2 separate regions of the Homo sapiens genome follow, and region 1 is linked to region 2. Evidence: chromatin contacts called from ENCODE Hi-C or POLR2A ChIA-PET data. All regions are on one chromosome and are shown on one strand. The core of a region is the stretch at or near the end of the contact, and the rest is flanking DNA. Distances in the headings are between cores, read along the strand shown. Region 1 overlaps LINC02284 (long intergenic non-protein coding RNA 2284). Region 2 overlaps PELI2 (pellino E3 ubiquitin protein ligase family member 2).

Region 1 (2,858 bases), core at 71-2,570, 120 kb after region 2:
TTGTTCTCAGATCACTGGCAGAGTAGCAGAGGTGGATGAAACATGCTATCTCTCCAGGTTCTTTGTGGTCTCTCCCCATAACTCACCTGGAGAGTGGCCCTGACACTGCAAAATGACCTTGGCCATAGCAATAGTAGACCCAAGTGGAGTGCTGTCCCTCACTCTTCACTAGTTATATCACGTTGTTCAGTTCTGGCGTAGCACATCGGGCAGTTCTTGCTCCTGCCTTTTGATCACGCACAAACACTTCCCCAAGACTGAACCCCTCCTCAAATTTCATTTCTCCCCACCTCAATAGAACTCGTAAAGCACTATTTGGTAATGTCGGTTTTCCAGGCTGTTTCTGGAAAGATGGAGAAGAGAATATATCAAACGCTGCACTACACAACACTTCATCAAAATCTCCACCTTAGTTGTCTCCTTCTCTCTTGTCCTCCCTGCCTCCCACCAGTTTTTCTCTTGATCTCTTTCCTCCTCTGATTATGTAGAATAATTTAGGTGTCCTCCCCCCTTCCAATTTGCATCCACCCACCTGAATCAATTTAACACCCCCATCTTCCTTCAGCAACTAGGGGATCTTCTTTGGGATCCTTCCTCCTTAGACATTAGGAGAGGATTGTAAAAATATATCCTTTCCCATCCCCACTCCACCTTGACACCAACTCCAACAGTGGGAGCAAAGAGGTTCTCTTTAGGGGAGAATATTTGCCTTTATGGAGCATGTGATCCACCCCTCTGTGATCCCCTTCTTTCTCCAAGCAAAATGAGACAGGCACAGCTGGGAGATAGAAATCTCCCTTCTATGTGGGGCTTATGAGGTTGACATGCATCCCCATCTTTCCTGTAGGAGAATGCACTTGCCCATGCAATATGGATACTTGGAGCCTTTGGGTCAGGGCAGGGGAGTGAGAGAGAGAGAGGTGGGGAGGTGGAGGGTTCACTTAGAGTGGAGTCTTCAAATGCTTTGAGAGGCTTAGAGCCACCCAAAGCTATGTCTCCCTCATCACCCTCGGGTTCACACTACCCCCGTACATAGACCCTCTCCTCAGCCACCCTCACTGGGGTTCTTGGCATGGCAGCCTGCCCCCCATGTTGAGTTATCCCAACAGCCACAAAGTGTTTAGAGCTTCTTCTGAGTCTCCTGCAGCAGCACAGAGTTTCATGACACAGCATGGAATGACTCAGCAAAGTCAAATGAGGGCAGAGAAGACAATCAGAGGGAATTACAACACTTTGAGTAGAATGATGAGAAAAGGCCCTTATTAAAGAGCACGCACGAAGTTCAGACTGCCAAACACTGTAGTGCCATCTGCCGGCTGAGGGCCCTCTTGCATAGGCCCCCATTCTTGAAGCTATTCTCCACGCCCCGAGCCATGGCCAGGATCTCTGAGACCACTGGAGATACTTTCGCTGTCTGTGTGACCTAGATTTCAAAAGAGGTCGTTCTATGAGTCTGTCATGCTCTAATGGAACCTCTCTCTGTCCTTGAGGAACTTGGATGATCTAAAACTCAGAGGGATCTAAAACTGTTGAAAGGCATTGAAGGTGTTGAAATGAAAGAAAGAAAATATACTAAACCTAGCAGCTAAAATATGTCCTTTGGATGTTTTGTATGTGCCTAAAATTCTTCAAGATACCATAAAATGGTCACCAACTACACTATTAATGTCATTGTGTAAATGATCATTGTCCTTCTCATGCCCCTAATTGTTAAAGACCACCAGCTGCAATCCAGCTCCTTGGTGGACAGGCATAACCGCGGACTTTGGATTACATCCCCTCTATTTCTTCTGCCCTATATTTATAGACATAAGTGATCCTTAAATTTGCTAATGAAGATGGATCCTAGTTTCAGTGAGATCAACGTTGCTGGCTGATTATTTATCAATACATTTTAACCAGGAATTGCTTCCAGAATCATAAAGGCAGCAGAAATCCAGGCATGTATTTGGAATTTGTCTTTAAATTCTAATACCTTTGTCTAAAGACTTTACTGCTACATCCATTTCTCTACTAGATGAGCAAAATACTTTTCCCTGGACACTAAGGTTAACTTCTGCTTTTTCATCTCCTAGAAGTGTTAGCCATTTGGACCTTTGTTTAACAGCTTCTTTGAAGCGTTATGCTCTGACAGCTTGCCTGATGGATGGAGCTGTCAGCATATCCCCAGTCCAGAGATGAGGAGGACATTACCTCACCTACCCACTCTATAAATCAGATGAATAAAAATTAGTACCAAGCTAGGCCCAGGGATCCTTTCTCATTTTAGTACTCTTTGTAGATTATAATCTTCAGAATGTGCTTCAGGAAAAAAAAAAAAAAGAAAAAGACTTTAATGTTGCTTTGCTCTAAAGAATTAGCATTGATTTACTCTACAAAATAACTGCTCATGGCTAAGATATTTGAAAAAATTAGTACTATGTGCACAAACCTGTCCTCTGTGACCTGCAATCATAACTTTAGGGGTTGGAGGTCTGATCTGAAGTGCAGAGAGGGAGATATTAGCAGAAATGTCAATACCCAAGGGGGACTGGGCAGAGTGGGCAGGGCAGAGATGAGATGCCAAAGTGAGGCAACCAGAGGCACTCAGGAGAGGTATCAAGGAGAAAAGAAAGCCTTTCCTCACCCATCAGAGACAATTACTTCTGTGGTTTCCAGGACGTTTCTTTACAGATCTACCTACATCTTTACATGTCGGTTTTCCCTGGTAGCCCCTGAACCCCTTGACGTTAGGAACTGAGACTCATTCATCTTTGTGTCCCCAGGTTCCCAGCCCTAGGTCCCATGGCCGGCATTCAGTGTAAGATCTATGAGTGAATGAATGGGATCAGGTACTTTAGCAAAATAACTAGGGTAAC
Region 2 (2,958 bases), core at 13-2,512:
TAGAAACAAAATAACTTAAATCAATTGTTGGAAATTCATATTTGGTGTTCAACTGTAATACTATTTTAATTTAACTCTACATTTTGGTAGCAAAACACATGAGTTAAGGAGCATTTTAATTTCAAAATTAACTGAGTCTTGAGAATCAGAATGAGTCTTGAAGTATAGCCCAGTTTTGCAAATCAGATTTTTAATTGAACTCACTATTGTTTAATTATGCTTGTCAGGTCTTGTCACTGTCACCAGCGGTGTGGAATTTAGGTACCTAATGCTGTGAGCTTTAGTCAGTAGCTTAAAACAGTGTCACTGCAAAGTAATGACACTACAGTGGGTTATAGAAATTATGCAGTTTTATTTTGTAGTCACATTTCACGTTGTTATGTGGTGGAATATATATCACATTTAAGCTAATAATATGATTTTATTTTTATCTGGGAAATACATGCCAGTACTACTCAGGAATTTGCTTAATCTGGCTTATATTTTGCAGAGATGTCATCTCTAAGCTTTCAAGGTAGCATTTAATGTTGCTTTATTTTTTAGTCAGCATTATAGAAAAGTAAATACAAAAAACTTCATGCAGTTGTTTATGTATTTGCTTTTTGTGTACCCATGAAATCATCTTTTATTTGGTTCAGATTTTACATTTGTGGGGCTCCTTGGCCAGGGAGTCAGGCAGAGGCTATTCAAGGTCAAGGGGAAAATACATGTGTGATTGTAGTGTTATTTGTTAAGGTTCTTTTCTGTTTTATGTTTTCTATCTTCTAAGCCAGTCGTGAAGTTACACTGTGTTCAATCTTGTTCTCTAGGTTCATTTCCAGGTTTATTATTAAAGTATATTAAACTTCTTGTTCAGCAAAGTGTGAGCTCCTGTTGTTGGATACTTGAGCAGCACTGTTATTTTGTAAAACACACATACTCATACCCAACAAGACATAGGCTGTTCTGTGCTGCAAGCACAGACACTCCTAAAGGCAGATATTTCACAGGATTTGTATCATTTTTGTCAAATTCTAACTCTCTTATTTGCAGTGACCGAGTTTTCATACATTTGATGATAGTTTTTGAATGAACATTGCTATGTGGTTATAAACTGATGGCAATGGCATTCATTTTAACTTAATTCAGAGACAAGAAAAGAGCAAAACTCTGTAGGCAAAGGCTGTGTTCAGAGTTCCATTGCTTTCAGGATTCATGTCATCAGGGCTCAGTGTTCTGGCTCCCCTGAAAAAGCTAATTCAGTTTCTTTACTTACCCCGCAGACAGTTGGCTGTGTGCCACGAGCTGTTGACAGTTACTGCTTCTCTTGAGGCTGATTAGCATGCAATGTTACACTGTCCCTAAGAATAATTTTGCTTACCTATATAATAATTCAAGAATTTAATCATTTCCAAACATGTCCTAAATTATTTAGTCCTTTGTCAGCATCTCAATTGAGTTCTAGAAGTTATTTTTTTTTAAACATTCACTGTGAGTGTAGTAGTGTGTTAAATACATTAAGGAAAGTGTTTCCAAACAGACTGTTGTTTCTAAAAATAGATTTCCTTGCATTCTTTTGTTACATTATAGTTGCATCTCTCATCTGAGGATAACAACAGTCCTGTGAGGCCAAAATGTTAGCTGTGTCTCCCCTTTTCATAGAGGAGGAAACGGAAACTGAGGCCAAGGTAGGGTAAGGATTTTGCCCAGATTCACGTAGCTGCCTGTGGTCTGCAGCCCAGCGCCCCTGCCCCCTCCACCTCCTGGCAGGCCTGTGGGCAGATCCTGTCTTCTGGGAGGGGAATGGGCATATAACCAGAACACAGAAGAGGATTATAGTGTCTAACCCACCATCATCAGGTGTGCAGAGACCATTAATCTCACAGAGGAGATTCGTATTCTGCTGTTGTAAGAGGAGGACTCCTCTGGCAGTGAGGGGAGGACTGCGTCCGGCTTGGCCAGGGGTCCACCAGAGGTCCCCCGTCTGCCACTTTCTGAGTGACAGCCAAGCCTGGGTCATTCTTTTCACCCCACTCACTGCATCAGGAAACTGTGTAGTTTTTGAGGTTTGCATTAAACAAACATTTGATACCCTTTCATTCTGCTCCACATTAAAAGCTAGACATACATTTCATTATAGGAAAAGCAAAAACATGTAATAGAAAAAGGCAGTTTATTTCTTATTTTCTAACCTTTGGGATTTTAAAATTTTGACAGTCATCTCTCTGTTCTCTCCTCTCTTGGCCCAACGTGCTGTCACTTCTCCGTGGTAGGATTGCCTTTCCCTTCTGCCTGCTCCATACAGTGTTATACTCACCAGCTCGCAGATCTGTTAGCAAATACTGTTTAGTCAGGCTCTTGCTCAGCCAGCTAATACAGAGCTACTATTTATGAAGGGTCATTCACCAGGGAAGCACTCTGCTAACTACTTTTCACATAGGACCTCCTGTAATTCCTCCAACCACCTCATTAAGTTGGGTATTCTAACTATTCCTATTTTATATATGAAAAAATTGAGGCATAATGAGGACACCTGCTCAACATCATGTAGCTAATACGTGATAAAGCTGGGGTTTGAGCCCTGTTTTGCTGGACTCCATAGCCAGTGGTCTACCAAAGAAGAGACTGATTTTGTCCCTTCCTTGGCCAGATTAGGTAGTTGTGATCTATCATTGTTTTCTGGCACATCTCCCTTCAAATAATGTAAACCTTTTCTAAAAAGTAGCTAGCAGCTTTTGCACCTAGAGAATTTTTTTTGTCTGTTCTGATGTTCAATTAAGCAGACTAGTCTAGTGTTCAACATATAAGCCAAGAATTGCACTTTCTTCTTATTTATGCCTTATGGCACTAGAGCAAAGAAGTAGTTCCAGGTGGATCTTCTGATAATAAAAATGATTAGTGTTGAGACCAACATTGTTACTTCTTTACTTGTTGCCAATTTTTACACATTTGAGAACTCTGTAGTTGACTGTGTAGTCA

What was found. Hi-C counts contacts between places; a loop is a spot of excess contacts on that map. ChIA-PET counts read pairs that join two places held with the same protein, here RNA polymerase II (POLR2A). Pooled maps may share reads with other maps.
Region 1: a loop to region 2 is called in a map of K562, with 2.2 times the contacts of the local background. The contact joins two enhancer-like sites. A Hi-C loop is called at or near these places in 1 of 168 maps with a recorded cell type or tissue (K562), 6 of 37 single-sample maps with no recorded cell type and 6 of 50 pooled maps. POLR2A ChIA-PET finds 5 or more read pairs at or near these places in 1 of 52 experiments (activated naive CD4-positive, alpha-beta T cell).

What each region holds. Positions count from the first base shown.
Region 1 is chr14:56,338,976-56,341,833 of GRCh38, forward strand. All of the region lies in intron 5 of LINC02284 (long intergenic non-protein coding RNA 2284), which reads left to right. Among named protein-coding and RNA genes, the nearest start is that of LINC02284, 29 kb to the left of the region's middle. Within about 2 kb of position 1,321, at least 5 of the 41 ENCODE cell types and tissues checked have a DNase peak (open chromatin) inside an H3K27ac peak, as active enhancers do.
Region 2 is chr14:56,215,554-56,218,511 of GRCh38, forward strand. The region is part of intron 2 of PELI2 (pellino E3 ubiquitin protein ligase family member 2); the gene reads left to right. Among named protein-coding and RNA genes, the nearest start is that of LINC02284, 94 kb to the right of the region's middle. Within about 2 kb of position 1,263, at least 2 of the 41 ENCODE cell types and tissues checked have a DNase peak (open chromatin) inside an H3K27ac peak, as active enhancers do.